Regions from separate parts of the Mus musculus genome. Here regions 2, 3 and 4 are each linked to region 1. Evidence: chromatin loops called from intact Hi-C (ENCODE). Cell type or tissue: left cerebral cortex. All regions are shown on one strand.

Region 1 (8,000 bases):
TAGGTATTTTCCTCATTTACATTTCCAATGCTATCCCAAAAGTCCCCCATACCGTCCCCGTTACTCCCCTACCCACCCACTCCCCCTTTTTGGCCCTGGCGTTCCCCTGTATTGGGGCATATAAAGTTTGCGTGTCCAATGGGCCTCTCTTTCCAGTGATGGCCGACTAGGCCATCTTTTGATACATATGCAGCTAGAGTCAAGAGCTCTGGGGTACTGGTTAGTTCATAATGTTGAAAGGAACAGTTTCTTAATCCCATTGTTTTTCTATTGAGAAGGTTAACATTTTCTATTTTATACTACAGTAATATCTATATACTGTACTTTCCCTAAACAATACTTCTCTAGAGGGTTTTTAACCCTTTATATTCAGTTACCATTTGCAAAGTAAAACTTGAAAGAAATGACTGATTCCTCACTAGAAGTAGAATAAACTAAACAAGTAGAATGATAACTGACGGCTTCATTTAAAGCTCATTTGTCAACAAAACAAAAAGCAATTTTCCCAAGGAGAGTGTAAATATAGCATTCGTGCATGCTCTCCATGGGAAAATGGATGGAACTGAAGACCACAGTGTTGGACAAAATAAGCTAGAGTCAGAAAGGTAAAGACAGTATTTTGTCCTCATTTGTAAAAGCTAGATTTCTAATACAATACATGAAAATAGGGTACTGTTTGACAAGAAAAGGACCAGACGGAGAACAAGAAACACTAATGGGAGGAAGGAGGTGAGCTAATTACATTATCTGGGGAAATGAAATATAATGAAAACCAATATTGTGTACAGTATATGCAAATATATACTATTAAAATTCAGCACAAACTGTTAAAAATATAATTAATTTTCAGAAACAAAATATAAAAGGTAGCTAACAGATGTATGGCATATAGCACTGGAAAAGAAAATACAGGCAAAGAGATACTCCAGCAAGATTTTTTGACAAAAAAAAAAAAAAAAAAACCACATTTAATATTTTGGGACTGTGCAGAGGGTTTAGTGTTAGGCTAAGAATGAAATTTCATGCAGAGCCTTGGCAGCTACTGCCATTCCCTTCTCAACTATCCTTAAGTGTCATTACTCAGTCAGTACCTATCACCTTGAATGGCTCCAACAAAATGTAGAAATAAAATTTCAAGTTTAAGTGGAAAAGCAGAAAGCCAGATTATTATTGATAACAGAACAGAATGCCACCATAGCTATTAACAATATCTGAATTCTGTGATAAATCTGCTTCTGTAATGAGTGAATCCTAAAATTCACTGACCATCTATTATGAATCAAGCACTATCTAAACAGTAGCTAACTGCATCCACAGATATTAATGCCGTCCATTCACGTAACAGCAGCGGTGTAAGCACAAGTTCTCAAGCTCCTACAACTGCTTGCATTCAAACCTACATCCATTTCATCTGAGAGCTATGAAAACCTAGTCAGGAACATTCTTGGGAATCAAGGAAGATTTAAGTTCTAAGCAGTTTCACTAAATGTGGGAAATGTAAGCAAACTACCAAAGCAGCACTTTGTCAATGACAGGGATTTGTAGACACGTGTAATTCAGGACTTGTGCATATGGCATATGCTACAGCGCAGTAGAAGGAACATAGATTAGCACCACCTATGTAACACATGTGCACTGACACCAGGAAACACTTCCTGCACTGGGGCACCCACTGCTACTCAACCACTATCTGGAGTTTCTTTCTACATTTGCTTTTATTCAAAGGAAAAAGAGCCTAGAAGGGCAGGACCCCACCAGTGTGGTTTAGTTTGTTATCTCTACATCTTAGCCAATGACAGCATTTAGGTGGTCCAATATTTCTTGAATTAAAAATTAAAAACTTAACATTCCTTGGGCCCTTAACATGTTCAGAATTTAGTTCAATAGTTTCACCATTCCTATATAATGGATAAGGCCTATAAATGGTCTGAGTAATTTAAACAGGTTAAATCAGCAGTGGCTGGAGGAGGGGAATCCTAAGGCCCTGATTCTGTTTCAAACGATTTCAATTTTATACATATCACTACAGTCTGATTTCTAAAACACCTATAGATTCTCAATTAGGAAAACACTTACTTGGAGCTACTTTGCAATTTGGGTGTTTTAAAATGCTTTCTAGAACTGGACAATATTGAAATAACCTACCAAAATACTCAAATTTTAAAAACGAAAATGACTAAGAAAATGCAGAAACTTTATGCCAGAGAAATAATTTTGAAGAAATGGCATTTCCAATTAAACAATAGGAAGAAGAGCTCTGTTGTGACAACTAAGAAAGATTTCCCTATAAGGGAGGAAGGCATAAAGAAAAAGAATCCTGCATGACGTGGTCAATCTGTCCTTGTGCTCAATTTCTTCAGATCCTGGAGTATACATCAATTAAACTATAATTCATTAAGCCAAGCCAGGTGATACTCATTAAACGAGTCATCAAATGCTGTCCTAATCCTGCATTTCTAAGTCTATACAATTACTTGAAAGTCCCACGACCTACGAAAGCACAGAATATACTCAAATTAGGTCTGTGACTCGCTAAAGTTAAATATCATAAAGCTCCCAAATAAAAATCTACCTGAACTCAAACATGACAAGGAAGGGTCAACACCGGAGGCATGTAAGCAAAAGCAGAAGTGCAGTTTTGGAAAGCTGGTGGTAAAAACCGAACATTCTGTACCATCAGGCCTTCGAATTTGACACCCCGGGGACTGTTAGTTAACCAAGGTGGGTTAAGATCTTCTGAATGACTCAACGGTGAGTCTCATAACTAAAATAATTTTCACTTTCAGATTACCCACCTAGAACTTGCTGGCGGAAAAAAAAAAAATCATACCCACTGCACAGATGAGCAAAACAACACACACGCGAGCTTTCTGGTTACGCAATCCCACGCCCGGTGGCGGGCGGCATGTGAGGCGTTCTAAACTGCTGAAGGTGGGAGCCGGGTGGGATGGGGTTTGGATGTTGGGCAGATCGGCCCCGAGAGGTGCGAGGCCCGTAGAGGAGGGCAGGAAGGCGGCACATTGCCCTTGGGAAAGACTGAACGTGGGGTTTTTCCGGGTCGGCAGCTCCCAGGCGGGACGCCCGTGCGGGACCGCAGCATAGCGAGGGGACAGGGACGAGCCGGTTCCAAGCCACGCTCGGCTCTCCCCACAGGTCACCCTGACCCGGAAACAGTACCCCAGAGTGGTGGCTCGGCGAGTGGGAGGTCGAGGTAGAGGGCCGAAGAGAAAGGCGGGAGGGCAGGAAGTACGGGGCGACCCAGAGGGTGACCGGGAAGCGCGGCCACCAGCCGCAGGCCGGACCGGGTCAGGAGGCGGGTGGGTAGAGAAAAAGCCCCTCGCGGGCGCGCGCAGGCCGCACACACTCACCTGCCCCTCCCCCTCCCCGCCCGCCCGGCGGAGGCTCCGAGCTGCCGCGGGCCACGCGCGCTCACGAGGCGCGCGCGCGCACAGCCGCTGTCTGCCTCGAGCTCGCGCTCCGCCAGCTCAGTCCCAGCTCCGCTCATTCAAAGCCGGGCGCGCGCTCCGTCGCAGCCGCCGTGGCCGCCGCGCAGCCGCCATGGCCGCCCCTTCTCCAAAAACCCGCCCGGACCCCGCCCTAGCTCCGCCCTGGCCCCGCCCGTTTCCCCGCCCAGACCCTGTCTCCAGGCTCTGGCTTCCGCACTCTGCCTCTCGTACTTCTGGCCCAATAGAGGATAGATACGTCATTGACGTGCAAGTCGCAAGCCAATGAGTGCATAGGGGCGTGGTTAGTCGGGACAGTGCAACTGCTTTGGCCTTTTGTTAATAGTAGTGTGTTGGGTTTTTTTTTGTCCTGGAGCAACTGGGCTCCTGCCAAGTTGTTTTCCTTTCCTCCTTTGTAGATTAGTGTCTCGCCTGTGACCAAGTCTCCTGTTCCATCCTTAAACCTGTCTGCTAGATGGGGCCAAGGCGAAACTGCATCTAGATTGTGAAACATTGGCGAAGCCTCTCTGTCTCAAAATGATTTGGGTGTGACTAGGACAGACCCCAATTACTGCTGGACCTGAGACGTTTACACGTCTCTTTCAGAATTTATCTGGCTCTGTTTAAATCTTAGTCCAGTTTTTAACTGAAAGTAAGGCGGGTGATTCTTCTAGGTCCCTCCTTATATCCTGCATCAGGGGCTAGCCTTTTTACCCAGCTCTTGTCTTTTTGGGGTTCTCTCTTGCAATCGGATATTTTTCTGCTGTTTGATTGACTTTTGGTTTTTATTTTTTATTGTACATGTTACTTTGTTCCATAAAAATGCTTTCATTTAAGGAAACATTGTAACTTGAACAGATACAACCTCCTACCCCCTTTTTTTCCTCCCACCGCTGATAGATCCTTGTTCTTCTAGACAGTTTCACTTCTACGTTTATACATACATATGTATGTATGTATGTACACAAGCATATTCTTTTCATGTTTTCTTTTCTTTTTCTATCTTGTGTGCTTGTAAAAATCCGAGTTTATTGTTCTGTTGGACTAAGAATTCTTAAGAAGCTACTATTAGGAAGTGGCTGGCAAGGGAGTGTGTGTGTGTGTGTGTGTGTGTACATATATTTGTGTTTATGATATATCGAAAAGTTGAAAGCAGTTTTTTCAAATTCTTCCTCAACTAGCCTTTCCTTCCTATTCCTTTTTAAAGATTCAGCTGCCTTTGTTCTCTCACCATGATTCGTCTATCCATGTAACCTGAAATATTCTACCCCCCACCCTCTTCACTGCAATCTGCTCCATATTTTTATTACTATTTATTGTGCTTTATTTTCTTTGAGAAAGGTTCTTGCAATCCTGAAACTTAAGCCCCTCCTGCCTCAGCTTCTACAGCATTCTGAGATTACTGGTGTGTACCACTAATCCAAGACAGCAGTTTAGTATGCTTACCCTAACAATGAGGAAAAAGTAAATTTAGGATTCTTTCTCTGGTTCTAGGTAAACATGAATTAATTTAATCTGGTCTCCTCTTAAGTGCATTTAATACTTGCAATGCTTTCAGTGCAGTCAGGCACATATCAAGCAATCATAGATAATAGCCACTCAACTATCATAAAGCTGCAACATTTTTAGTAACTACACAGCCACACATCAAATAAATAAATGAATAAATAAATCACCTGAGGTCCCTGAAACAGGTATTCTATCTATAATCCAATCTAGTATTATCCAAATTCCAATAATCTATAATTTCTGCCATTTTTTGATTTCCCGAAATCCTAATAGGAGCATGTTTTTTTAATGTGATGACTTACATCTTCGTTTTAAATTACTTATTATGCCCCATGATAATCTTCTTTTTTATGATTTTTTTTTTTTAATAATTCACCATTTCCAAATTGAAAAACCAAAGGAGGCACATGTTTCTACAGAAATCCTGGTGGCTGGGTACTTGTTTCACAACAGAGAACAAAAGGAAAGCAACCATACTGGCTAGTTTTATATCAAAATGTTACAGGCTAGAGTCACCAGAAAAGAAGCCTCAATTTCATTGAGAAAAATGCCCCTATAAGAGAGGGCTGTAGTAAGCTTGTGAGGCATTCTGTTAGTGACTGATGTGGGAAGGCTCACCCACTTGTGGGTGGGGCTACTTCTGGGCTGGTGGTTCTAGCTTCTATAAGGAAGCAGGCTGAGCAAGCCACATGAAGTTTGCCAGTCAGCAGCATTGCTACACGGCCTCTGCATCAGCTCCTGCCTCTAGGTTCCTTCCCTGACTGAGTTCCTCTCCTGACTTCCTTCAGTGATGGACGATGGATATAAAAGTATAAGCCAGATAAACCCTCTCCTCCTGAACATGCTTTGGTCATATTTCATCACAGCAATGAGAATCCTAAAATGACAACAAAATTGCATATTGCAATCCAAATTCATTTGTAAAATACCTGCAAGAGAAGACTTTAAATCTTGTTGGTGATCTTACATGCCGACACTTCAGGACCCCTCATTGGAGACAGCTTATTGAAATGTGTAACTTTAAGTCTTGCCCATTACCCAAATCTTGTGTGGGGGCTGAAGGGAATGACCAGATGTAAAGTGGGAAGAACAAAAAGATCTTAAAATTCACAGGCCATTAAAATTACCACTAGAAAACACTCATAGACCATAATCATTACTGCCAGTAAATGACTTTTTCTGGATTGCCTTTCTCCATGGGGTCTAGCTCATTCTGCCTGCTCTGTGCATAAAATGTTTGCATTTTAAACATAAAAACATTTTAAAGTTTCTGATCTGCGTTCTTTTGATTTTACTCAGGCTCCATTGTTTAAGTTCTTCAGCTGTAGTTGAACCTGGTTCACTGACCCTGTTCAAAGGTTGGAAGAGTCCTGTACCCCACACCAATATCTGAATTTTCACCAAAGGGTGCTTTTATTTTTTATTTTATTTTTTTTTTTGTCACATGGATAAAACTTGGACGTTAATAGATTTTTATTAATGAGCGGCTGTTCGTCGTTGAATACAGATTATGAATTCACATTTATTTCCTGATGAAGTGAGACAAAGGCTTGCAGCTCATAACACAGAGTGACAGTCTGAGCAGGCATATTTGAAATCACAGATTTTTTTTTTGATAATTTTAGTAGATTGTCTTATTGGTCTGTCTACTAGAGAATTTTATTTGATTTTAAAATAATAAATGTCAATATTCTGGGAATTTAAACATTTTTGACCACTGATGTACTTATGAGTACACTGTAGCTGTACAGTTGTTTGTGAGCCACCATGTGGTTGCTGGGATTTGAACTCAAGATATATATATGCAGGTTTGTTGGGAAGCTGCTCTTGGAAGGGTGAGTTCATTGCCCTCAAGGAAGAAGAAAGAAGATCAGGGAAGTCCCCATGGAAACAGAGGGAAAAGAGGAAGAGAGAAAACATGTGCACAGAGAGAAGAAAGGGAGTCGGGGAGAGAAAAGGAGAAACCAAAATGTCTGGGTTGTATAGCAAAGAGCCTCTGTAGGAAGAACAGCCCAACTAATGACCTGAAAAGTTCAGAGTTGGGGGCATGGTATGTCATGTAGGGACTGAGGAATGCTGGGAGAACCTGAAGGGCTGTTCTGTTTTGATATGTAAAATATGCCACTTAGCTCTTTGTTCTGGGATCTAAAACCTAACAACTAATGTTTAGGGTTAATAGTTTAATAAACAAACTGAACAGTTTAAAGCATCTTTTTTTTTAAAGATTTATTTGTTTATTTTATGTGTATGAGTACACTGTAGCTGTACAGTTGTTTGTGAGCCACCATGTGGTTGCTGGGATTTGAACTCAAGACCTTTGGAAGAGCAGTCAGTGCTCTCTTAACCGCTGAGCCATCTCTCCAGCCCAGTTTAAAGAATCTTAAAAAAACAAAACAAAACAAAACTTCTTGTGTATGTTCTTTGGTTGGTGGTTCAGAATCTAGGCCTTCCCGTTCATATGTAGCTTGGCCTCCATGTGCATCCTGAACAACTAGAACTAGGACTGTCACAAAAGCTTTTATCTGTATTATCTTTATTTGTATGTTCTATTAGCTGGTCTGCCTTGTCTTGCCTCAGTGGGAAAGGCCATGCCTGACCTTACTGAGATGGGAAGTGCTAGAGTTGAGGGCATACCTAGGGGTTCCCTCACCTGCTCAGAGGAGAAAGGGATGGGGGATAGGGGATGGGGGATGGGGGATGATTGTTGGAGGGGGGTGTGACCAGGAGAGAGGCAGTGAGTGGGATGTAAAGTGAATAAGTAAAAATTTAAATTAAATTAAACACTTCTGTGTTGTTAAGTGAAAATTAACTTTCTGTGGAGCATTGTATTGTCTCCCCCACTGTATGAGAGAAGCAGTAACCATTACCTGGTGCCTATAACAGGAAGACATGAGAGCTAAGAGCAACTGTTACAGTCAGCCTGGATAGAAATTTAGAAAAATAACACATTTTATTCATTTTTTGTTTTTTTCCTACTAAAAATAGAGTAAAGTGAAAAAAGGTTAAGTTCTCACTCTGTGACTAGGATTATGGTGGGGTGCTATAATG
Region 2 (8,000 bases), 180 kb after region 1:
CCTGTATGCAGCAATATGTTGTGTCCTGTTTAGGTAGGCAGTCTGTTAGTCTATGTCTTTTTATTGGTGAACTGAGTCCATTGATATTAAGAGATAATAAGGAAAAGTAATTGTTGCTTATGTTATTTTTGTTGTTAGAGTTGGGATTCTGTTCTTGTGGCTATCTTCTTTTAGGTTTGTTGAAGGATTACTTTCTTGCTTTTTCTAAGGCATAGTTTCTCTCCTTGTGTTTCAGTTTTCCCTTTGTTGTCCTTCGATGGGCTGGATTTGTGAAAAGATATTGTGTGAATTTGGTTTTGTCATGGAATACTTTGATTTCTCCAACTATGGTAATTGAGAGTTTTGCTGGGTATAGTAGCCTGAGCTGGCATTTGTGTTCTCTTAGGGTCTGTATAACATCTGTCCAGGATCTTCTGGTGTTCATAGTCTCTGGTGAGAAATCTGGTGTAATTCTAATAAGTCTGCCTTTATATGTTACTTGATCTTTTTTCCTGACTGCTTTTAATATTCTATCTTTATTTAGTGCATTTGTTGTTCTGATTATTATGTGTTAGGAGGAAATTCTTTTCTGGTCCAGTCTATTTGGAGCTCTGTAGGCTTCTTGTATGTTCATGGGCATCTCTTTCTTTAGGTTAATGAAGTTTTCTTCTATAATTTTGTTGAAGATATTTACGGGCCCTTTAAGTTGAAAATCTTCATTCTCATCTATACCTATTATTCTTAGGTTTGGTCTTCTCATTGTGTCCTGGATTTCCTGGATGTTTTGAGTTAGGATCTTTTTGCAGTTTGCATTTTCTTTGATTGTTGTGTCCATGTTTTCTATGGAATCTTCTGCACCTGAGATTCTCTTTTCCATCTCTTTTATTCTGTTGCTGATGTTCCCATCTATGGCTCCTGATTTTTTTCCTAGGGCTTCTCTCTCCAGAGTTGCCTCCCTTTGGGTTTTCTTTATTTTTTCTACTTCCATTTTTAGATCTTGGATGGTTTTGTTCAATTCCTTTGCCTGTTTGGTTGTGTTTTCCTGTAATTTTTAAAGGGATTTTTGTCTTTCCTCTTTAAGGTCTTCTACCTGTTTAGCTGTGCACTCCTGAATTTTTTTAAAGGGAGTTACTAATGTCTTTCTTAAAATCCTCTACCAGCATTATGAGATATGATTTTAAATCTGAATCTTGCTTTTCCGGTGTTTTGGGATATCCAGGACTCACTGTGGCGAGAGTACTGGGTTCTGATGATGCAGAGTGGTCTTGGTTTCTGTTAGTAAGATTCTTACATTTGATTTTCATCCTCTGGTAATCTCTGGTTTTAGATATTCTAGTTGTCTCTGGCTGGAAATTATTCCTCCTGTGAGTGTGCTAGCCTCTGTCAGCTCTCCTGGGAGACCAGTTCTCTCTTGAGTCCTGGGGGTCAGAATACTGCCTGGAGGCAAACTCTCTGCTGGTAGGAAAGGTGCACAGAGTACAGAGGATCAGCTCTGCCTCCTGGCTGAGGATGAAGGACTGAAGGGACCCTGTCCAAGAAGCTCTGTTGCTTCTGTGGCCAGCGAGCTCTCCTGCTTGGACCTGCCTGAGAGAGACCCTGGATAGAAAATGGTGGTCTCATTTGAGTCCTAGGAATCAGAGCACTCCCTGTAGGCAAGTTCTCCTCTGGGGGGGAAGGTGCCCAAAGGACTGAGGATCAGCTCCACCTCCTGGCTGAGGATGAAGCTTAATTCAAGTTCTTACACAAAAGCTCCTGATAGAGATTTTGAGGGACTCTCAAACCTCTCCCTAAAATTCATTTCAGCCCTTCATTGTCTTGTTTGCTTTCAACATTATTAACTTCCAAGCTTCCACTGAATAGTCTGTTAGGCTTGGAACACGAACTGCTTTTCCAGCTCCAAGTTCCAAGTTCCTTCTACAAAACTGTCCCTGAAACTAACATGGTCAAGCCTGTCACAGCAGGATCCCATTTTCTAACACCCATTTTTGTCTTGGTTTGTTTTCTATTGCTGTGATAAACACCATGAACAAAAGCAATATGGGGCTGAAAGAGTTTGCTTTGCTTATGTATCCTGACCACAGTACACCGTGGAGGAAAGAAGTCAAGCAGGAGCAGAGGCAGGAACCATTGGAGCAAAGATGCTCACTGGCTTGCTTCCAGACTCATATTCAGCTACTTTTCTTATACTTCCTGGCAGTAGTGTGGTGGCACCAACCACAGCAGGCTGGGTCCTTTCAATCAGTGGTCAGGAAATGCTTCCACATACATGCCCACAAGCCAATCTGTTGGTGGTAATTCCTCAATTGATGTTTCTTTCCAAGTACCTTTAGTTTCTGACAGTTGAAAACTACCCAGAACACTTAACCAAAAATTGTTATGCTTTGAATATAAAATGTCCCCCACAGGCCCATGTACTGAATGCTTTGTTTTTCTTTTGGGAGGTGTGAGAAGACTGAATGGGGAGCCTTCTGGTGGAGATAAGTCCCTGTCCCTTTCTGTCTGAGCTGAAGGGCCTTCTCCACCATAGGTTTCTGACATCAGAATGTCCTGTCTGAATGTGCAAAGCCAAGCCACCATGAGCAGAATCCCCTGACACCACAGCAAGCACCACATCAAAAACAATGCTGGTGATACTCAGAATGCATCATTTCAAAACCAAAACTTAGGAAGACTGTGACATGTTCTTTAACAAAGTTCAGATGATCAGATGCCTACAGAGAATAAGTCTGGAGCAATCATGTTTAAGTTGTTAAATGGGGACTGTGTGTGACTAGAAAGAAATGAAGCAGGCATAGAGATTCTAAGGATAAGCCACGGACTCTGCTCAGGTGAAGTCCTTGAAGCTCTGTAAACTTACTATAAAAATAAAATCTGAACTGAAGTCTGTATTAAGTCACTACAAAGTGGCGGAAATGGAGGAGGAGCAGAAAATGCAGCAGATAAATGTGTCATTTTCACTAAATATGCTTTATGTCTGTGTATAAAACCTGCCTTTATTGGTGGATAAAATATGAAAGACAAAGTTTAGGCTTAGAACTGATTTATGAAAACTGAATGTTAGAGTATATATGCTAGGGTCTTAGCCATGACTTTGACTTTTTATTACCTTTTCTAAAACTCATGACCTCATACTTCTTTATTCTGTGCATTTCCCTAGCCAAAGAGAGAGAGAGAGAGAGAGGGAGAGGGAGAGGGAGAGGGAGAGGGAGAGGGAGAGGGAGAGGGAGAGGGAGAGGGAGAGGGAGAGGGAGAGGGAGAGGGAGAGGGAGAGGGAGAGGGAGAGGGAGAGGGGGAGAGAGAGGGGGAGAGAGAGAGAGAGAGAGAGAGAGAGAGAGAGAGAGAGAGAGAGAGAGAGAGAGATGGGATTGATAGGTAATGTCAAATGGAATTCTTATGGAACTAAAGAAGCCCTCAAGCATATTAATGGTAGAAACAACACTCCCATGTTGTTAGGATCTTGGCCACAGTGTATCTCCACCAGACTGAACACTCCAAATACAGTGTGCAACAGTATTTAAGTCTCCGGCACAGCAACCAAGCTATGGCTCTATGGGCATTTCTGTAAACTCTATCTTGTGACTCTTTTCTTGTCAAAGCCCAACTTTGATATAGGTAGCTGTTTAGAAAATCTAAACTTTGAAGACTCAACAACAACAAAATTAGAGCAATGGAAAGTCACTGATTATCATTTAACTCTGGTGATTCTAGGCACAGTGCCACTTGTGCTTGTAATAAACATGGCTCCAGCTCCTATACTTAGAACTACTCTGCGGCAACACTGCAGCATGAGTGTGGATCCTACATGCCTTAGTTCTTTGATTACTATTATCATTGTAAAACATGTCATTGACTGTCCAGTTCTGGGGTATTATATATGCTCTACGCTGTTTCTCTTTACGAAAGAACAGAGGAAAAAATATATGGATTTTTTTTGGTGGGAACAATAAAAACACTTTTATTTCATTTGTTAAGACTCCCTTGGGCTTGGGATGCAGCTAAGCAGTAAAACTTACCTAGCATACATGGGGCCACATGTTCATCCCCTGCACTACAATAAATGCCAGTTACTGAGCTAAAATCTATTCCCCTCTCCTGTTATAAATCAGTGAAATCAAACTATTTTGGGAACTGTGTATGCTATTTAAATCAACCTCCTGAATTATGGAATTGGCTTCTGAGAACGATAGCAACCTGACATCTACACCTTATGATAGCGGCCTCTTAGTTAGTATCAGCACATTCTGACGTTCTCACATTAAGTTTTAATCCAACAACACTTTCATCTTCAACAAGCTGGCCTCTAAATTGGAATTGGGCCCAGTAAAATGTGATACTCAGCTCAATTAAAGTGAGTCCCAGAGAGGATAAATGTGCAGGTGCCAGGGGCCCCCTTGTGGCTGATAAGTAGAGTAACCATAGGCACATATTGAATTTAATTGCCATAAATTTATTCTTATTTTTCTGTTGATCCAGTTAAAAGGCCATTTTAAGAATTCTCTGCTGAGTACTGAAGACAGAAAGACAAATGGGATACAGTCGAAGCCATAGGGAGTTAAGAGGGTAAAAATGACTAGATTTCAACCTTCCTTGCTAAGTACTATATAGTGATGTTAATTCTGGGAACCAAATTTGAATCCTTTGAAAGCATGCACCTATAAATGAACTCCCCTGCCCTAAAGACATCATTTTTTATGTGAATTTCACAGCAGCTAATACTATCTAGAAAATTCTGACAAGTATGTTATGTCTTTTCCACACACAAGAAAACACATATTTATAAATTTCTAGGCAAGCTAACATAAATCCATATATTCTCATTACCCTATCAGTATTTAGGTCTATTAATTCTTGCCAGGACACTATCCAAACAGTGAAACCAAGGCAAGAGTCATTCTTATCTGCTACCCAGTATCTTATGATTAATGAGATTAGAACCTGAACGATTTGATTGTACTTAACATAGTTTCATTCAATGTCTGTTCAATGGTTTCTGCTCAATAGTAGAAAATATGTAGGATTTTATGAAGTCATATTAACACAAGCTAGGCTTCTGCAAGGGTTAGACATGCGCAGGCATGTGTTACACACACACACACACACACACACACACACACACACACATACACACACACAGGATCAATTCCAACACCAGCTATTGAGCAGCTGTCACCGTTCTCTTGTGTTGGGTGGAACTTTCTATCAAGTTATGTAAGTGTTATATCCAGTTACCAACCAGTCCCTGGCTTGGCATTGCTTAACCAATGATACACTTGTAATGCCTAAAGTGACTGTATAAATGATTTAGTTGGGTCTTCTTTCCCACTATAAAAGAAGATAGAGTGATGACTATACTAGCCCATGCAGGCCTGGAACAAGTGTCTTAAGTTTCCAACACCGAGTGTGAAAGGGTGGAGGTTTCAGTGAATTCCTACTTTACATAAATCAATGAGAGCCAAAAGTGTTCACAAAGTTGATTTATTTACAAATACCAGTGATTCTAGATTCAATCTACAAGACATTTATAAGATGCCAAAGAGAAAGGTGGTAGGGGAGTCTTAGCATTGTTTTAAATCTAGGCTGTTATGGGCCCCAGAGGTGGCACACACCTGTCTTCCCAGCACTTGGGAGGTAGAGGTAGGAGGATCAGGTATTCAAGACTTACCTAGGCTACATAGCAAGTACAGAGAAAGCCTGGACTACATGTGACCCTGTCTCAAAACAAACCGGGGTGGGCGGGGGGCTGGGGGGGGGGAGGGAAAGAGGCCAAAAATACCATTAAAAACAAAACAAAAAAACCCTCCAAAAACCGAATCTATGCTCTCACCTTAAATTTCTACAAAGCATTTTAAACTTGGTTATTTTTCTCATTGTCAAGGAGTTTCCAAATGCCATTTTTTAAATCTTTTGGGATATTAAAATAATATCTTTATAAGCCTTTTCAGTTTGTTTCTATATACAGAATTATGAAGAACCACCCCTTATTTTTAATACTTTCTGTGTACCATGTAAGACTACTTTTTTTTTATAATTGGTAACAAAATGAAAATTCCTATTTAGAACATAATGAAACTGAAAATATTACTTTGGGCGAGATTTTGGGTGTACATATCTCAAGATCCAAATATATAATTCTGTAAATGACTCAATGACATTTAAACTTAATGTAGTGTGGACGATGAACCCTTTTCTCAACTGTACCTATATATTAGGACTTTATCACGTGCTCCTGTAGTGCTCACTCAGTTCAGTCACTGCCTTATCCATTCTTTCAGAAATGAGAATCATACAATGAATTTGTTCCCTCCCCTCCAGATGGGCTAACATCCCTGTGCTCCCAGGTCTCAGGATTCATGCTCAAGGCCAGTGTGAGGCTAGCTGACTGATGGAGGGACAGCCTACCTCAAAAATCCAAAAAGAAATCAGTGACAAGGAATTGAAATCATGAGACTGTCAGAACATTTAAAAACTCAAGCTGAACTCTGAAGGGAAAGTAGTAACATGATGACTTAAAGGGCTTCCTAGATGTTATGATTTTTGAGAGGTACTAAGAGATGGAACAATTTTTTTTTTTTTACAGACTGCAGAGATAGAAATACGTGCTAGATTTAGAGGGGCCTAGCTAGTATGCTGAGTTTGAATTTCATCCAGTATTGAAACATTTCAAGTAGGGGAAATAAATGACCAGACTTGAATTTCATAAGGCCACATAGGCAGGGAAACGATGAGGAAGATAGTGGAGGCACAGAGGAGTCACTGCAATCACTTGGGCTTAGGAGGGCCACAAATGATAATCCAAGTTTATAGCTGGCCCTCAACCAATCAGCAGCAGTAACACAAACACAAAACTAAGGATGTTTCACAAGTAGTCTTGTTTTTTCCCTCCGAAAAATAGCATTAATATTCATCTTGAGTCACTTGTGTCTGAGAGACCCCATGAATAAGGACTAAAACACAGGTAGTTAATAGGGGAGAATCTTACTGTTAAAGTATGGTCATTTAAAGGTGTTTGTGAACTATCCAAGGAAGTAGACCCACTGGTGGGCATATGGGCAGTGAGGCTAGAATTAAGTCTGGTTGTGAGAATGTTCAGCATATATCAATCTGTTGATATTTGAAACATGGCAGACTCACCTCCTGGGATTCAACCAGGGAAAACATATTATTAATCAGAGGACTCAGAAGAAAGTCCAACAAAACATTACTTAAAAGTTACATACAGCAAAAAGTACTCCACAAAAAGCCAGAAAGGACTTCCAATGGTAGGAAGCAGTGTGAGGAGGGGATGCAAAGTTCCAAGTGGAAGGGTGGCCAACATAATCACTCTGCGTCAAAGGTCACACTGATAGACAAGAGTCCATTAGATCTGGTAATCCTGATTGATGTCAGAGTAAAGCTAATTGGTAGAGATTATTTCCCATTAGAGTTCTTTCTTGACCTCAGAATATGGGGATGCAATTTAGAGATTCTGCTTTCAAAGTTCAGATGAGTAGAAAATGTGGTGTTCAGTCAGCTTGGAAATGTTCTGTCTTCCACTAGATGGTAATTTCTTTGAAGCATAAGGAAGGCACATACAGATTAAGTAAGACCCAGTCCTAACACTCAGAATTTGTAACAAAGAAATAGACAACCTACAGTACAAAGATGGAGCATCACAGTTATCAAATGTGAGGAATCAAAAGAGGAACAAACCATTTGTAGACAACCCAGAAAGGCGTCTCAGACGTTAGCACAGAGAATCACACATATAAATACTGGATAATAGTAATTGCTGGCATTTTTTATCTCAACATTTCTAGGCAATCAGTAATAAACAGAGTCCCATTTATTCCAAAATAAAAAAATTGAAACTCATTCATGAGATATTTATTAAAATAACACATTTAGGGAAAAAATCAATACAATGTATACATTACTGAAAACTGTATACCATCATACAAAAAAGGACTTTATTTGGGAAATCAATTTCTAATTATGGCAAGTTTTACTTTCAGAAATAAATCCACAGACCAACACATTCTAAT
Region 3 (8,000 bases), 210 kb before region 1:
TTTTCAGTTGCTACCTGCTAGGAAAGGAAAAGTCCGCTTTCTCCAAGGGAATGTCATTGTGTATGCCAGCCACACATCAGGGCAGGCCAACACAAATGAATGCCATGGGGTTTTGCTTGCTTGCTTGCTTGCTTGCTTGCTTGCTTGCTTGCTTGCTTGCTTGCTTGCTTGCTTGCTTGTTTGCTTGCTTGCTTGCTTGCTTGCTTGCTTGTTTGCTTGCTTGCTTGCTTGCTCTTTAGTGGGCTCTATGCTTTGTTTTGACTTTTTTTTGTCTCATTGTCTTGGTTATTTTTAAACAATCTTAACATTCTTCAATGCTCTTTTTATTCTAATTTGTGTCTTCTAGGTTTTTTGGTTTCTTACAAGCAAAAATACATTTTATTTGATGATGTGATTTTGTAAGCTAAAAACTGCCAAAATAATGACGTTGAATTAATAAACACAACTAATATTTCATAGCATGATGCTGCCAATGAAGAAAATACATGTGAGGTTGTTAGAAAATGTCTTTTTATTTAATCTTTTATTAAATGAATATTTTATTGGAATGTAGCGTATGTACAGAACATCAGAATATCATACTTTCTCCCTGAGCCATGATTTCACTTTTGCTTTTAAAAGACAGTCTGGATGGATCTTTCCTAAAGTTTTGAAAGGCTATGTAGCACAATCATCAAAATCCAACTGAGATGTTACTCAGCCCTCCACAACCTGATGAGACAGCAATGGAACAGGGAACTCCATTCATCTTCATGAGCTCTCTCACCTGCTAGGTACTTAGATTATTATTTAGGCTAATGCATGCATGCACATAAAGGAAAAACTGTATCTGCTATGATTATTGCTTGGACTTTCTTGAAATACTCTGCTTACATCTTCACCTCATCTTAGGCTACTTCTCTTCATTTGACCCTATGTCACAGTCAGAACTCTGGGTGCAAGTTACAGTGTACATGACCTGGTGCCTAGCCCGTTCCCTCTGAAAGTCTGAGCCGCTTCAGTTGACTCCATTTCTGTTCTCACTTTCCAAATTCCATCTTAAGACAAGACACAGCATACCCTATAAGCCCAGAACATCTTCTATCAGCTCCCAAAGCAGACAGCACTCATTGTGAGCACGCGTATTTGCTCTACGTAGCTTACTTTCTGTGTTTATCTTAGTTGTACCAGTCTGTAAACCCTTTGGAAGCAGGGAGCTTCTCTCCCTCGTGTCCCTACTTGCAGTATCAGGCACAGTGCTAGTATCTGATACATCACAAATGCCTCTTCAGTAAATATCAAAAGCCAAGAAAGTAGGCAAAACAAAGACACGTTTTCCCATTCACACACCTTTTTAATACTGGACATAAATGCTTATAAAATTCTAGTCTTCCCCTTGTTGCTTTAAGTGCTTTTAGCACCTCAAGGTGGGTCTGTAAGACCTTCTTTAGCCCTGATCATACAGCAAGCTTGATGACAAGAATGCAAACGGAAGTAAGTCATTGCAGATGAGCAGATCCTTTGCTCTTTCTCAACCTGTGCTGTATACACACTGCGCACAGCCCACCTGGCTGAGCCAGCCCTTTTGGCTGTCAGACAGGAACAAGAATGATGGGTGTTTGCTTGCTTGTTTTTGTGAATGTCACATCATGTACATATTTATGTACTTCTATGACACATAAAAGTGGTCTATAAAGAGACCACTGAAGACTATCCACTGATCTGCACTACAGGACACCCAAAACTGTTCTCTCGGATGTGTTCCTCTCTCCTACCCACTTCCTTACCAAGTGCTATTGAGAACATCTCCTTAACATCCAGTAAGCCTACTTTCTTTTCTGCATCACCTTAAATTTATTCAAAGCTATCTCCATTCAGTACTAGACAATCTACGTGTAGCCACAACCTCAACTATACACCTTTACAGTCCATTTCTTAAGGCAGTGGCTCTCAACCTTCCTAATGATGTAAGCATTTAATACAGTTCCTCCCGTTACAGTGACCTCCAATCATAAAAAAATGTTTTTGTTGCTATTTCAAGACTGTAATTGTGTTCTTATGACTTGTAGAATAAATATCTGTGTTTTCTGATTGTCTTAGGCAGCCCTTGTGAAAGGGTTGTTCAAACCCTTCAAAGGGGTTGCAACCACAGATTGGAAATCACCCCCTTACACACACACACACACACACACACACACACACCAAGTGAAGCCATTTACTAATCCTTGAGTGCCCTAAAGGAAAAGGTAATAACCATCCCCCAATTCAAAAGAACTTTCTACCTTCTGCTCACCAGCCACACCTCATGTTCCCCCCACACTCCTACATTAGCCTGTCTTTAAAAGCCCTCCCATTTCAACTGTTCTTTATAATTCTTTGTATATTTGTCTTCAACTTTTAGCTCTCATATTAATGACTAAGAAAACCTTATTCAGATTTTCATATAAAGATGAATTTCCCAAGGATAATCCCTACATTCTGATACTTTATAAGAGAGAAAACAACTACCTTTTTCATCGAATAATATTAATTCCCTCCTTAAGTACCATGAGCTCTCTGGTTCATCAGGATTAGCGTAGCCCTTGCAGTAAAAAAGGTTTTCAGTAGTGTTCATTGCCTTTGAAAACAAAACAAGTCTTGATGTCATCGTCCCTCTACTATTGAGAAAATAGAACACAGTTCTTATCATGACTCTCCACTAATCTTCCCAAACAAAAACCAAGTTGTTCTTCTGATATAATAATTAACTCACATTGATAAGTATAGATTATAGCAAGATTACATTTTATAATTAGTCTGAAAAGATCTAGGTTTCCTCTGCTTCCTAACACATGACAGAATTGCCTAATCCGGAAGACAGAGTGTGTTGTATAGTATCCACAATTTGGACAATTTTGTGTAAGTGGACAGTTGGCCTGAGCATTGGTGAAGCCCTGAAGCTAGCCTAGTGAGGCAGGAAAGCTCGTGTAATGGAACCAGGCTATGCAGGTCAGGCTCTGGAGCATCCTCCTATGTCTATGTGATCAAATCAAGCTTCTCTGGCCCTCCACTTCACGTCTGTCAATAGAATTATAAATGGGGATCCTTCACAAGGTTGTAGAAAGGAGGCGAAGGGTAAACCTATGCAGGGCACTGCAAATGATTTGTGATCAACCCTGCAGCCACGCATGTGCAGGGGTACTCAGCCAGGCTGTTGTTGTTGTTATTGTTGTTGTTGTTGTTGTTGTTCCAGCTCGAAGGCATTAAGGCTGAATCTTCTTCTTAGTCCTTTTTGAGGTGACCATCTCATGTGATTTTTAAGCAGATTATAGGACCCTTACAATAGCTCATGTGATTTTATCACTATCTCTAGTTTGCAGATGAAAAGACTGGCACTTGGGTGACTTCCCTAAGACCACACACAGAACCAAGCCCTAAGCTCACAGATTTTGGCTACAAATCAGACCCATGGGACTCAAGTGTCTCTGCCATCACACCTAAGAAGCCTGCTTCCCTATGTTCGCACTATTTCTCAACGGGCTTCCTGCATCTCTTCCTGTTTAGTGCTGGCCACAGTTCTTGAAGAGACTCATAAAAAAGAGGTCTCTCATGGAGTTGGATGACCAAAGAAAGAGTGAGCTGGGCATTTATGGGTCCTATATGGGTTCATTGGCTCTTTTCTCATGAAAACCAGTTAAATGCCCTGGTCTAGTTATCCATATTTGGAACATAATTAAACTAGGAGATCTATATCGGTTTTCTGGGTCTACCAGAGAAAAGAGGGAGGGAAGGAGGGAGGGAGGGAGGAGACGAAGAAGAAGACGACAACGAGGAGGAGGAGGAGGGGGGAGGGGGGAGGGAGAGGGAGAGGGAGAGGGAGAGGGAGAAGGAGAAGGAGAAGAAGAAGGAGGAGGAGGAGGGGAGGAGGAAAAGGAGTGGGAGGAGGAAGGGGGAGGAGAAGGAAGAAGAGGAAGAGGAGGAGGAGGAGGAGAAGCCCTCATTCTCAAATACATCTTTTCACTCTTTTAAAGTATTTAGCTCCATCTGCTCTCCACCCAAAACCAGTGTATTCTTAAAGTAAAACCACAAATCCCTTAATACACTATACAAAAATTTACCTCATGTTACCTGGATCTATTCTAAGATTAATTTTCAGTTAATATTTTGGTTTATACATCCAAATCATACCTGAATTTTTTTTTCAATACCAGCATTTGAAAACAAAGTGCCAACAACAACAGCATTATACTAGTCTCACAACATTTAAAATGCATAAAGTCATCCCACTTTGGATACACACACAAAGGAAAAAAAAAAAAACACAATTTGTTAATGTATAGTAAGATACCAAGAAAGAAAATACAAAATGAATCCTTGGAAAAGATCTGTCCTGAAATTCTAAATTTAACCCCAAGAGGGCAGACTTGACTCAGTTCTGGAGTTCATGGCTTTCAAAGTGCTTGGAGGAATACACAGATGCATGACAGATGGGAGTATAAATTAGTAAAAAGAAAAAAAAAAGCAAAAATAGCATAGGTTCGTTTACAGGAATAATAAGAATGCTCACCACACTTTGACTTGTTTTCAAGCAAATAAAATGCTTTGTAAAGCATGAGCCTTAAACTCATAAAAGATACACAAGAAATAGTCCTACAACACTTGAAAATACCTTATAAAAGTGAGAATAACCAAAAATTTTAAATAAATAAGTTGACTATACAGCAATCAGGATAGTTTGGTAGCAGTTAACTTAGACATGACATAGTAAACAAACAATGAAAAGGATGTGGTATTTGATTTATTCTGGATTGAAAGCATGCACAAATCAAATCCAGAAAGAAGTATACAAAATGAAAACAGGCTTTTAGGAAGGTAGAATTTTCAATGATTTCTTATTTTCAGTATCATTATAGAGCCTTATTTGCACCATGTATTTTAATCTCTTTGTCTAGGATAAAATGTGCATGAAATATTATATATATACATGACCTTCTTCAGTAAACTTGGCTGCATCTTTAATGCTATAAACCAATCTGAGCATAACCCACACAGGCTGGTTAGCACTGGGAAAAAGCACAGAAGCCAAGGGCATGCACTCTCTGATCAGCTGACAGAGAGGGTGAGGATGTCATGAATACAGCAGGTTGCAGGGACTGAGGTTCAAATACAGGTAAAATCCAGGGCTCGTCTCTGGGCAGCTTATGGTTCACCAGCACCACTGCCACAGGAAAATGTGACACAGCCACATAATTTACTTCTTTGATCCAGGAACTTCAAAAGGACCTTTGTGTTTACCAACTTTCCTTTATTATAACAAATAAATAGCTGGGCTGAATCACTTACATAGAGTAGGGGGGGTTGGGAATAAAATTTTTCTCTTATATAGAATGAGATGGCTTGGGAACAAAATTTAGGAAAGTTGATTCTACCCATTGGTTTAGTCTTGTTGCAAAGCACCATGATGGCAGGAGTATTCGGCAGAACAAATCCCATCTACATCATAGGTAGGAGGAGGACAGACTAGAAAGGACATGCAGTCCCCTTTAATGGCATGCCCCCCATGACCAAAGACTTCCAATTCCAATATTAATCCTTCCTAGATTTTGACCCCTCATCCCACTGCCCAGAATTTGACTATGATATTTTATGTGTGTTGTGGTATGAATGTGATGTTTTTCCCCCACAGGATTATAGGTTTAAATACTTAATCTCTGATTGGTGAACTGTGTGGGAATCTCACGGGCACATTAGGAGATGCAGCCTAACAAGAATGTAAATAAACTTGGGGAGTAGGACTGGAGATGATGCCCATCTCTGGTTTCCAGGCTGGATCTCAGCGCCATAACTCTTCGAGGCATGAATATGTCCAGTTTACATCCCCAACATGCCATGCTTTTCTTGACATGACAGGCTACGGCCTCTGAATTGTGAGCCAAGTAAGTCCTTCCTCCACTAAGTGTTTCTGCCAGGTATTTGGTCAAAGCACTTAGGTAACTCAGTGTGCTCTGCTTTGCTCCTGATCCCTGAACTCACGAGATTGAGTTATTCTTTGTGCTTTTCTGCCAGCCTTCCGGAAGAGCTTGTGGAGTGAGGAGAGGAACCTCAAAGTGAGCCCACCAAGCAATATTGAACAAGAAGACTGGGGACGCGTCTTTGACTTAGTATGGGAAGAAAAGTCATGAAGCTAATTGTATTCAAAGCACTGAGATTCTTATTCAGTTTTTAGTGCAGTAAACATCAGTTGATATCTACTGAAGGCCATAATGAAATGAAGACCATACAGAAAATGAAAGACAGCTCTTGTTCTGTGGAGAGCAAAGGCTTGTGCTTACTACAGTCAAGTGACTGTACAGGGGGAACATGCAAGAGGAACGAGGAAGCTTTTAGATTAAACATTTGAGAGTGACCAGCAATGCAGATCCTGTATTATTCTGGGAAAGAAGAAGAATGAAAAAAAAATTTTTAATGAGCCATGTGAGAAACTTTGGATACTTAACTATATCTAAGAACAAGTAATAGCAGAGACAAAGTTGACAGCAGAAACCAAGGTCAATAAAATGCTATGACAATTTGCCTAGATAGTCCTAAATGTCCTCATGATGATCAAATGACATTGATACATGTCAAGTATGGAAATAATGTAATCAAAGTGCTCTTCTAAAGTGACTGCTCAAATCTTATTTTGGAGAATGGATTGAAATTGTATTCCATTACATTAACATTTACATTGAGATACCTACAGGCATGGTAACCTGCAGGATGCATAAGAAAGACTTTCACTGCGTGAGCCTGAGATAATATGTATGAAGAGAATAAACTAACATATTGCAGGTAGGAAGGCAGCCATGCAATAACAGTAGGCGTATATAAGCCTTATTTTATGTCATCAGTATATCAATTATGCAGAGTATTTACTGGAACTGTCTTATAGAAGAAAAATGAGAGTATGAAAGTTATGTAATTTATTAAAGACTCATAGCTAGCAAGTTACAGAATCTAAAATCAGAGTTCAATTGCTCTGAATTTTAAATCACGGAACCCTGAACTCCCACTCTATGTAGCCCTTTGTCTCTAGGCTATTTATTTGGTATCTGAGTTCCTACTTAGCAAAGATGCGGACAAAATACAGAGACATGAATACAAGTTCCATCTAAACGTTCAACTCTCTGACTCCACAGCTTTTCAGTCATTGGGCAGCATAGAGGACCAGAGTTAATCCAGCAGGACTGACAGCAGGAGGCAAAAGAAGTCATGTGGCCCTGCAGGTCTCTGAGATTACTTGATTTCCATTCCTATTAACTGGCAGTCTGAGCCACATTATTTGGAATAATTAACTATGTGTCTCTAAGGAATATGTCCTTTCCTCCTCTCTTGCCTTTCTGATAGAAGAATGAGTCTAGGAGAAAGGACAAAATATCTCCATGGAAATGAACCTTCTGTCTCATTTCCAACAATGAGGCCATCTTTAATTTTTTCCTGCTCATCCTCCTACACCTTGATAATGTCATCGTTTTTATACCATTTCTGAGGATAAGGAGCTCTGAGGCACCTGCATTAAGCAATTATCCTAGGGATCAGCAAGCCCAAGCCCGTGATATTTACTTAAAATTCTCAATTTGGTGGATATGTCAAGGTCTTTATAAACAATACTGACTTTTTCCACGTTAGCAAATTAGTACCGTGTCCAGAATAATCATCCCCACAAGGAGAATGACATGTTCTTATATCCCATCTTCTTCACTGGTGACAAGTGCCATTTCAAGCAATTTGTGAAATAAAATTTTAAGATTGCATGGGAATAACGCCTAAGTTGCAAAACAGAAAAAAATGATTGCATGAAGCTAAAAGAGAAAACAGAGGGTCTATCCTGAGGGTAGGCAATACAGAGCTATCTTAGTCTTTGACAGATTTTTGACTTACAAAAAGCATTTTACAAGACAGTAACATGCAAAAAGCACTTTTGAAAGCTTCGTGATCACAGAGACGGCTCATGTGGAGTCCTATCAAATGAGATGCAGACAATAAAATCTAGGAACCAAAAA
Region 4 (8,000 bases), 190 kb after region 1:
ATAAGAGAGAAAACCACAATTCTCTAAGCATATACTGTCAACACCCCAGCACAGCATCTGCTATCTCTTTCTTCACATGGAGGTCTGTTTCTCCTTTGTTCTCCCTTCCATTTTGCTACTTTCTACCTTCACCACATCATCTAATTAATTTTTCTACCATCTATCTTGGTCCCTTCAAATCTACATTCCCATTGATAGAACAGTATCTACAATGAAAATATAATCTAGTCACTCCCTTTCCAAAAATCCTTACTAATTCCCATTATCCAAAGGTAAAGACAGAAACGTATGCTTTTGCAAGTAACTCACTCAGTTTCTGCTCTGTAAGAGAAAAACAAGCAAACACTACTGTGTCATTCTCCCTGTATAAATCTGGACAAGGTTCTTGTAATGTGAAATATGACCTGGGCACGGCTGCGCATAACTTGCCTATTACCTAAGCAAGATGGTAATCAAGTGAGGCTCTTTGCTGAGATAGGTACTCTGAGCTGGTGGAATGTAAATTTGGAACTGCTAATCTCTGCCACCTGTGGGTAGGGCCTGTTTGAGAATAAAGACAACAAAGACGAAAGCAGAGCTGAGAGAGGAAAAGATACATCTTGCAACAATATCTAAGTGCCTGGACTAAATGATGCATAAAAGCACCTTCAAATTTTCAATATTTTAATTAGATGGGCTTAAATAGTTCCATTGGTCAAAACAGTTCTGAAATTCAGTATGTTTTCAATGGCCAGAATTCTTACACAACAATTCATACTCCTGCATACTGTTCCAGCCACAAGCTTTCCCACTTTGCCTATATTGTGAGTTCCTGAGCACTTATCAGGTACCAAAGCTCTGGCAGCAGATTCTGCTGCTAGACTATCCTTTCCCTCTTTGACCTTGGGGACTGCAGATTCTTCTTCCACACTAGGTGAAATTCTTTTATTACTGAAATTTACTCAAACACCTCCAGGTAAAATGGAAGCAACTCCACAGTTCCTGACATTCCTTTGTACACTTGATTACCCTGCTCTGAGAGCCATTCTGTTTGTTTCTCAGCCCTTTCTTTAAACGTTTGCTCCTTAAATTAGGTTTTGAGCATAGCATTATACAATGGGAATACAAAGGTATCTCTGTCATGGAGGGTGGATCACACTGAAGACCATAAGCTAATGGAGTAGGGAGTGGATACAAGAGCTGGAATTTGAAGATACATAGCTGAGTATTTAAATAAGAGGAACAAGAAAGTCCTTCAGAAAATAGTAACAGCACATGCTGCCCCAGAGTTAAGGGCCTGAGGTAATTAAACACAGTTCTATAATAAAACCTGGGTAATATTCTCCAGCTGTAGATATTTGTGTCTTTGCGGTCTCTTTTCCACTTTGTTAAAAATGCCTTAGCAGTGTCACTGATTGCTTATCTTTGTATATGACACTTCCGAATCTGGTAATGCTGATTCAAACTATTACAGATGTTAAGAATAGAAACTCTGATAAGCTTTACTTTTCTGTAATTCTTTCCAGGTATGTTTTGGCCCTTGACACTTGAAATTCCTCCAATATAATTATTAAAGATGGTAAAACCTACTTTATTGATACAATTTATTACTCACCGTTCTCTTTCTCCAGTTTCTATTAACTTTTGGTTAATCGCTGCTCTCATCTGCGCATCTTTGTTCATCTTGCTAACCTGGACATCAACATGCATTTTGAGATACATAATATTTAGAAAAGTGTTTCCTTCTAAGACCTCTCTAGACAATCATCCTAATACATTGAACATTATAATAAGGAAAGGATGATAATTTTAAGTACCTTACATGGTATTATTATTCTTAGTACTATTTCCTGTATCCCAATTCCCTTCCCTCATAAGCTCTTTATTGTTTATTTTCTTTGTCTTTTTAAAAAGGGAATAACTACTATTATAATACCATTAAGCACTTATGTACCTAAAACTGAGAATATTTAACCCCCAAATTTGCTCTAATGACACAATTCCATTTTACAGATGAGAACACTGAGGCACAGAGACAGAATGTGAAGTCAGGTACTTGGAGTCCCACCTTATTTAATTGTACACTAATATCTGACTGGCGTTCATTTCTGCATCTTAACTGCATTCAATTTCTGGGTAAGCCATAGCATGCACACTAATAAAAGATACGACTATGAAAAATGAAATAAGACTATGTGCTTGCTTTACCCAATAAACTTCACGGAGAATTACAACTGCTACCCTAGCTTTGGATTTCATATCCTTATTTCTGAAGGGTAAGTAAGAAAACGAATTTCAAACTAGTCTTTGAGAAATTCTTCATTTTCAATAAAAAACAGACAACCAATGCCAAAATAGGTGTAGGGGAAAAAAAAAAAAAGCAAGGTTAACTTTTGAGCGCATTTTTGCCATTTAAAAGTCAGGTTTAAGTTAATGTTTTCCTACTTAGTGTGAATCTTCTTTTGTAATTCTCCGTCTTGTCTGTATGGAAATTCAGACTACAAAGAATTTTCAGAGTTGGGCTGCGCAAGAAGCAGGTGAACAGAGGGTTAATAACTAGGCAACGCTTTACTTCTGTAGTTGGGGCTTAACATTTCCAAATTAACTGCAAAAGTTTAGACAGTGTCATAGCAAGAACAGCAAAACTTCGTCTCGTCTTGGCCCCTAAAATCACGGATAGTGACCTTGGGCAAGTCACTTAATGCCTAAAGGCCTCAGTTTTCTCACTGGTAAAACCAGGGCGCTAGGGACTCCCTCCCGGTTCTGACATTCTTTAGGAAAATGCAACACGGCGCAGACAGCTGGAGAGGCGGGAGGGGAGGAGCCAGAAAACAAAGCGGGGACTGGCTCCCGGCCAACTCCAGCAGCACGCCCTGTCGGAGAGCCCTACAGGCCCGCGAGCGAGCGAGCGAGCGAGCGCGGGTCGGGGAAGCTAACGAAAGACAGCACATCGAAAGGAGCCTGGGCTGGGCCCGGGTCCCGGCCCTGAGGACCACGGGCATAGCTCACCACCATCACCGCGGGCGAGGGCCGTCCCTTCCCAGCGACGAAATGACCCTTGCGCTGACGACCGTTACCTACCACACTCTTCGGCTGCCCGGACTTAGACCCTCAGTAGCTCGGGCACCTAAGCACACAGAAAGCTAGACCACGCATTTCCGGGGCGGGATCTGGCCACCCTGCCTATAATGTGAGAATTCAACTAGCGCGGGCCGCCTTCTGGTCGCTCGGCCCTCTGGGTAAGGAAGTCCAGAGTCTGTTAGCTGACGTGGGTTCAGGGATCAAAAAACTACATTTCCCAGCATTGCAACAGAACCAAATTTCTCATGGACACTACACTTCCCAGAAGAGACGTGGCGCCGCAGAGTCGTCTGGGATGGGAACCACGCCGTTTCCCAGCCTCAGTTCCAGGAGTGAAGCGCGGACCTTTCAACAAGAGCTTTATTGATTCTCTTGCTGGGATCGGGGGAACGCGATGGAGGCGGCCAATTGCTCTCTGCGGGTGAAAAGACCTCTGCTGGATCCCCGCTTCGAGGGCTACAAGCTGTCTCTCGAACCGCTGCCCTGCTACCAGCTGGAGCTTGATGCAGGTGGGATCGGCGGCACCCTCTCGCACCCGGTTCCTTCTTGTTGAGGCTGCCATTGGCGCAACCCTCTGTCACTCCGGCTAGCCAGCCACCTCCTGCCGGTCTGCACCTAGAGCGGCCGTCCACGCGGGGACCCGAGGATGCCCCCTTTCCTTCCGCGCCTTAGCCGCGGCACTGTGGGCTGGCCTAGGCGTCCGCAGCTCAGGCTCGGATGTTCTCCGCCCATACATCTCTGGCTCCTGCTCTGAAGGTTCAAGTTGTCCTTCCTTCCCAAACCTTACCTTTAGTAAACGTGTTCGCTGAGAAGCCACACCTCCTTGGAAAGTCCCCAACTCCCTTTTTCCTTCTGACGCAGAATCATTTCTTGGGAGAGAAAAATTTCCACATTCAGTTAGCAGTTTCAAATACTCGGGTCCTGGATCATGCTACAATTTATTGAGGGCAAGTGATTTAGTGCGCTTACTGTTGCTTGCTGCTACTACTTATTTATCTGTAACTTCCTAGAGGCTATTCTCCTTTTTACAACCATAGGAATTGTAGTTTTGTTAGGGAAAGTGTCCAGGGATTTGTGTTTTTAAATACATGTCTCTGCAGATTCTTATTTTGATACAAGTTTTCCATAGGTTGTACTTTGAGAAATAGTGATCTAGAGGTGTTAGTCGACGTTTGAGTATCAAGCGTTACTTATGTATGTATCTATGTATCTTTTCTCTAGATTGTATCTAGATTGTAGGGAGTCTATTCTTGACTGTCCTGGCACTTGCTTTGTAGCCCAGGCTGGCCCAGAACTCACAGATAACCAGCTGCCTCTGTGCTGGGATTAAAGACATAAACAAGTAGACCAACAAATGCTTGGGTTTTTTGTTTGTTTGTTTGTTTGTTTGTTTTTAAAGTTTCTTAAGTGTAAAAGTAATTGTTGTGGGCCTGTTTTGTGATTCATCGAGATGATTACGTGATTGGTATAATCATGAGTACCTAATAAATCATAATCCATTCACTAATAAACATCTAATTACAGTATGGGCAAGTAGTGAGAGGAACGTGAGCAAATGTAATGGTCTAACTGAGTATGTTTTCTCAACTTGTTTGGAGACCTGGGAAAACTTCCGGTAGGAGTTGATGAGGGACTTGAGTTGTGAAGGAAAACAGGTAGCTGTTGGCTGGTATAAGAGGAGAGGTGCTTCCTTCTTTTTGTTCTTTCTCTTGGACGTTTTTTGTTGCTTTTCTTTCTGTGTCAATAAATGATCCGGCCATGTTTAGTTAGCCAATTGATTGGAAACAAAATTCGAAGGAACAAAACCTAATGGCTCAAGCCAGCAGGTTCTCCTCACTGCTCATTCAGTTACGAGTTGGCAGAGGCAGTTCTAGTCAGCTTGATTTGTCTAGATCACTTGCCAGATGATCTTGACTTGAGTCTTCCATATGGCTGGTCACCTTTCAACAGGCTAGCACAGGCTGTTTGCGGAAGTTAAGTCACGGTGTACATGCTGTTCCAGTGGCTGTCGACACATTTCCACTTGTTCCATTGGGCAAAGCAAATTAAATAATCAAGTGAAGAATTGCTGTTGGAAGACCCTAGCAGAGGGTGGAGATCTAGAGCGCTAAAAGTTGGGACAGTGAAAGTCTAGGAAATTATATTACTCTCTGTTAATGTGAAATCAAGGTACTAAACAGGTATAATGCCCAAGTTTCCTTGTGCCCTTGTGTAACTCTCTCTGCTGGCACCCACAGTCAGGAAATGAGAATGCTTACTCTCAACCTGATTTCTCTTTATTCAGTAGTGCTGCCCCCATTAAGATCTAGGTAATCTCTCATAGGTTTGCCCAGAGGCTTATCTATAAGATGATTTGGGATGGAGCTGGTTAGATGGCTCAGCAGGTAAGAGCACCCGACTGCTCTTACCTTGCTCTTACCTGCTCTTGAGTTCAAATCCCAGCAACCACATGGTGGCTTACAACTATCCCTAATGAGATCTGACTCCCTCTTCTGGAGTGTCGGAAGACAGCTACAGTGACTTACATATAATAAATAAATAAATCTTAAAAAAAAAAAGATGATTTGGGATCCTATGAAGTTGACAACCAAGATTAGAGCTGTCCATTTTTCTGCAAATCTCATTTTCTTTACAGCTGAATATAATGCATTTCATATACGTGCATCTGTGTAGCTTTCCTTTATTCAGTCATCTATTGATAAACATCTAGATTGATTCTGTTTCCTAGCTTTTGGGAAGAGAGCAGTAATGAATGTGAGTGTGCAGGGATCTCAGTGGTAGGATAGAGAATTCTTTGAGTATATGCCCAAAAGTATAGCTGTAGGGTCATAAGCTTTGGAGAAACCTCCATATAGATCTCCATAATGGCTATAAGTAGTTTAAATTTCCACTAGCCATAAAACGGGATCATCGGTGTGCGCTATCCTCTCATTTCTTATGGATGACACTGAATCTCAAAGTAGGTTTAATTTGCTTTTTTCCTGATTGCTAAGGATGTGAAACACTTTGATGTGTAGTGATGTGTGTTTTAGTTTTTTAGTTTGTTGTCGTTGTTATGTATAGTTAGCTATTAACTTTTTGTCTGAGTATAGAGCTAAAGACTTTCATTCTGTAGTCTGCCTTTCACTCTGTTAATAGTTTCTTTGCTGTTGAGAAAACATTTTAATTTTATATCATCTCGTTTATTATTTCCTGTGGTTATTTCCTGTGCTGATAAAGTATTGTTCAAAAGTTTTTTTTTTTCTTTCTGTGCCTATATCTTGAAATGTATTCCCTTTAATCTCTTGTAGCCATCTCAGTATTTCAGATTTTGATAGAGTTTGAAATAATTTTTATGTAGAGTGAATATAGTCAATAATTTAGGAGGGAAAGCCTTATCTGTTCCCATTCTAGCTCCCAAATAATTGACTCAAAGTCCTATTAAGTTTATTAACAAGCTTTAAACACAATGACTGGGCAGATGTTTGTCTATTCTAACTTTCTAAGCCATAGATAGGTCCCATGTTACTTGCAGTCTGAGTTTCCCTGGCTTGCTCTGTTCCATGTGCACCCTCATGGTGAATCCCTTGGTGACCTGCTCATCCTGACTCCTCTCCGATCCTTTGCTCAGGACCAATTCTTTCTCATTCTCCCCAGACACACCTCCTTCGGGACTGTCTCCCTGGAATCAGAAGTCCTGCCTTCTCTGCCCAGCCATAGGCTAATCAGCTCCTTATTAACTAATCAGAGATAATTGGAGAACATTCTTTATAAAGGATAGATAGAGGAGATGGTTCAATAATCATGACAGTGCCAGCATCTGGACTGTATCTAGATTCCTGGACACAGAAATCAGCTTCTGAATACACAGTACACAACACACACTCCCAAAACAAAACAAAACAGGTTTTATTTCATTCTTCAAGTAGGTAACAAGTGTGCCATTAGCATTTATTAAATAAGCTGTGTTTTTTCCAGTTATGTCTTTGACACCTGTGTGAAAAATTAGGCAGTCATAGCTGTATGGAATGATTTTTTTTGGTCTCTCACGTGTTCTCAGTGTCTGCCTTCATGCTGATGTCATGCTGTCTCTATTCTTATATTTCTAGAATAAGGTCAGGTATTTGATACCTGCAGTAATATTGCTGCTTAGAATTGTTTTGATTATTTGTAGTCTTATGCATATCCATGTGAATTTTTGGGTTCTTCTACTTCTATGAAGATTGCCATGGAAATCTTGAAGAGGATTGCAGTGAATCAATAGAATAATTTTGGTAATATATCCATTCTTACAATATTAATCCATCCAGCCCATGATCATGGACGGTGTTTTCATCATCTTATATCTTTCTTGATTTATTTTTTACTTTTTAAAGGGGTGATGTTCTAATAGGGAAACGGTTAAGAAACTTCTGATTTGTTTTGCGCTACCTAGGGTTCTTTATCCAAAGATGACAAAAACCATGCTTGGCTTATTATTGCTTAAAATCACTACTGCTTTGAGCCATTACAGTCTGATATGCTTCCTGCATTAGTACATTTCATCCACACAGTGGTGCTAGAAAGCCAGCAATTGGTTACAGTTTCTCTCTTATTTAGTGAAGTATATATTTTTAACCATCCCTTATAAAATAAATACTTCCTTGAACTGAAGGAGATGTTTCCATAGTCCCCAATCAGCGTTCTTATAATCTTAGGATTTTGCTTGTGACGTCTGAAATGTTTCCAGGCTTCAGCCACCTCTCATTTGGCTGACCTCAGCTCCTCTCATTTGAGTGACCTCAATGGCTTCTTAATGGTTTTGCCCCTTTTCTGCTGCAATCAGTTTTCCAAATCATTGTTTTTTACATACTCTCTCAGGACTCAAGTGTGAATCTTACTCTCCTGTTTAGAAACCAATGAATTCGTGCTTACTTCCTTTATAAAGGAAGAAATGAAGATAAAGTGTCTTATAATCAATT

Evidence for each region. A loop is a pair of places that touch in the nucleus more often than their neighbours do. Peaks named below come from ENCODE experiments on the same cell type or tissue, not always from the same donor. Only the 100,000 strongest peaks of a DNase experiment are listed, where the experiment ranks them.
Region 2: a loop joins it to region 1, with 2.6 times the contacts of the local background. A loop is called at or near these places in 27 of 42 quality-filtered maps.
Region 3: a loop joins it to region 1, with 4 times the contacts of the local background. A loop is called at or near these places in 7 of 42 quality-filtered maps.
Region 4: it touches region 1 in a loop (4-fold over the local background); 27 of 42 quality-filtered maps call a loop at or near these places.

The regions. Positions count from the first base shown.
Region 1 is chr15:44,614,738-44,622,737 of GRCm38, reverse strand. It overlaps Ebag9 (estrogen receptor-binding fragment-associated gene 9), which reads right to left and starts at 3,298. Exons shown (of 7, transcript NM_001357691.1): 1 at 2,831-3,298. In left cerebral cortex, no CTCF peak of the experiment used is centred here; DNase peaks (open chromatin) are centred at 1,592, 2,948, 3,218 and 3,645; H3K4me3 peaks cover 2,112 bases; H3K27ac peaks cover 1,783 bases.
Region 2 is chr15:44,435,695-44,443,694 of GRCm38, reverse strand. It overlaps Eny2 (ENY2 transcription and export complex 2 subunit), which reads right to left. Exons shown (of 5, transcript NM_175009.3): 5 at 6,010-8,000. Among named protein-coding and RNA genes, the nearest start is that of Nudcd1, 11 kb to the right of the region's middle. In left cerebral cortex, a CTCF peak has its summit at 4,368 (motif pointing left); a DNase peak (open chromatin) is centred at 4,335.
Region 3 is chr15:44,820,449-44,828,448 of GRCm38, reverse strand. Gm33852 (a long non-coding RNA gene) reads left to right here. Exons shown (of 3, transcript XR_875330.2): 3 at 6,025-8,000. Among named protein-coding and RNA genes, the nearest start is that of Gm33852, 13 kb to the left of the region's middle. In left cerebral cortex, a CTCF peak has its summit at 4,368 (motif pointing right); a DNase peak (open chromatin) is centred at 4,376.
Region 4 is chr15:44,423,231-44,431,230 of GRCm38, reverse strand. It overlaps Nudcd1 (NudC domain containing 1), which reads left to right and starts at 2,924. Exons shown (of 10, transcript NM_001113554.1): 1 at 2,924-3,569. The coding sequence starts at 3,455. Eny2 (ENY2 transcription and export complex 2 subunit) reads right to left here and starts at 3,120. Exons shown (of 5, transcript NM_175009.3): 1 at 2,989-3,120; 2 at 1,595-1,671. The coding sequence starts at 2,994. In left cerebral cortex, CTCF peaks have their summits at 3,359 and 7,599; DNase peaks (open chromatin) are centred at 2,854, 3,251, 3,593 and 7,652; H3K4me3 peaks cover 2,483 bases; H3K27ac peaks cover 1,481 bases.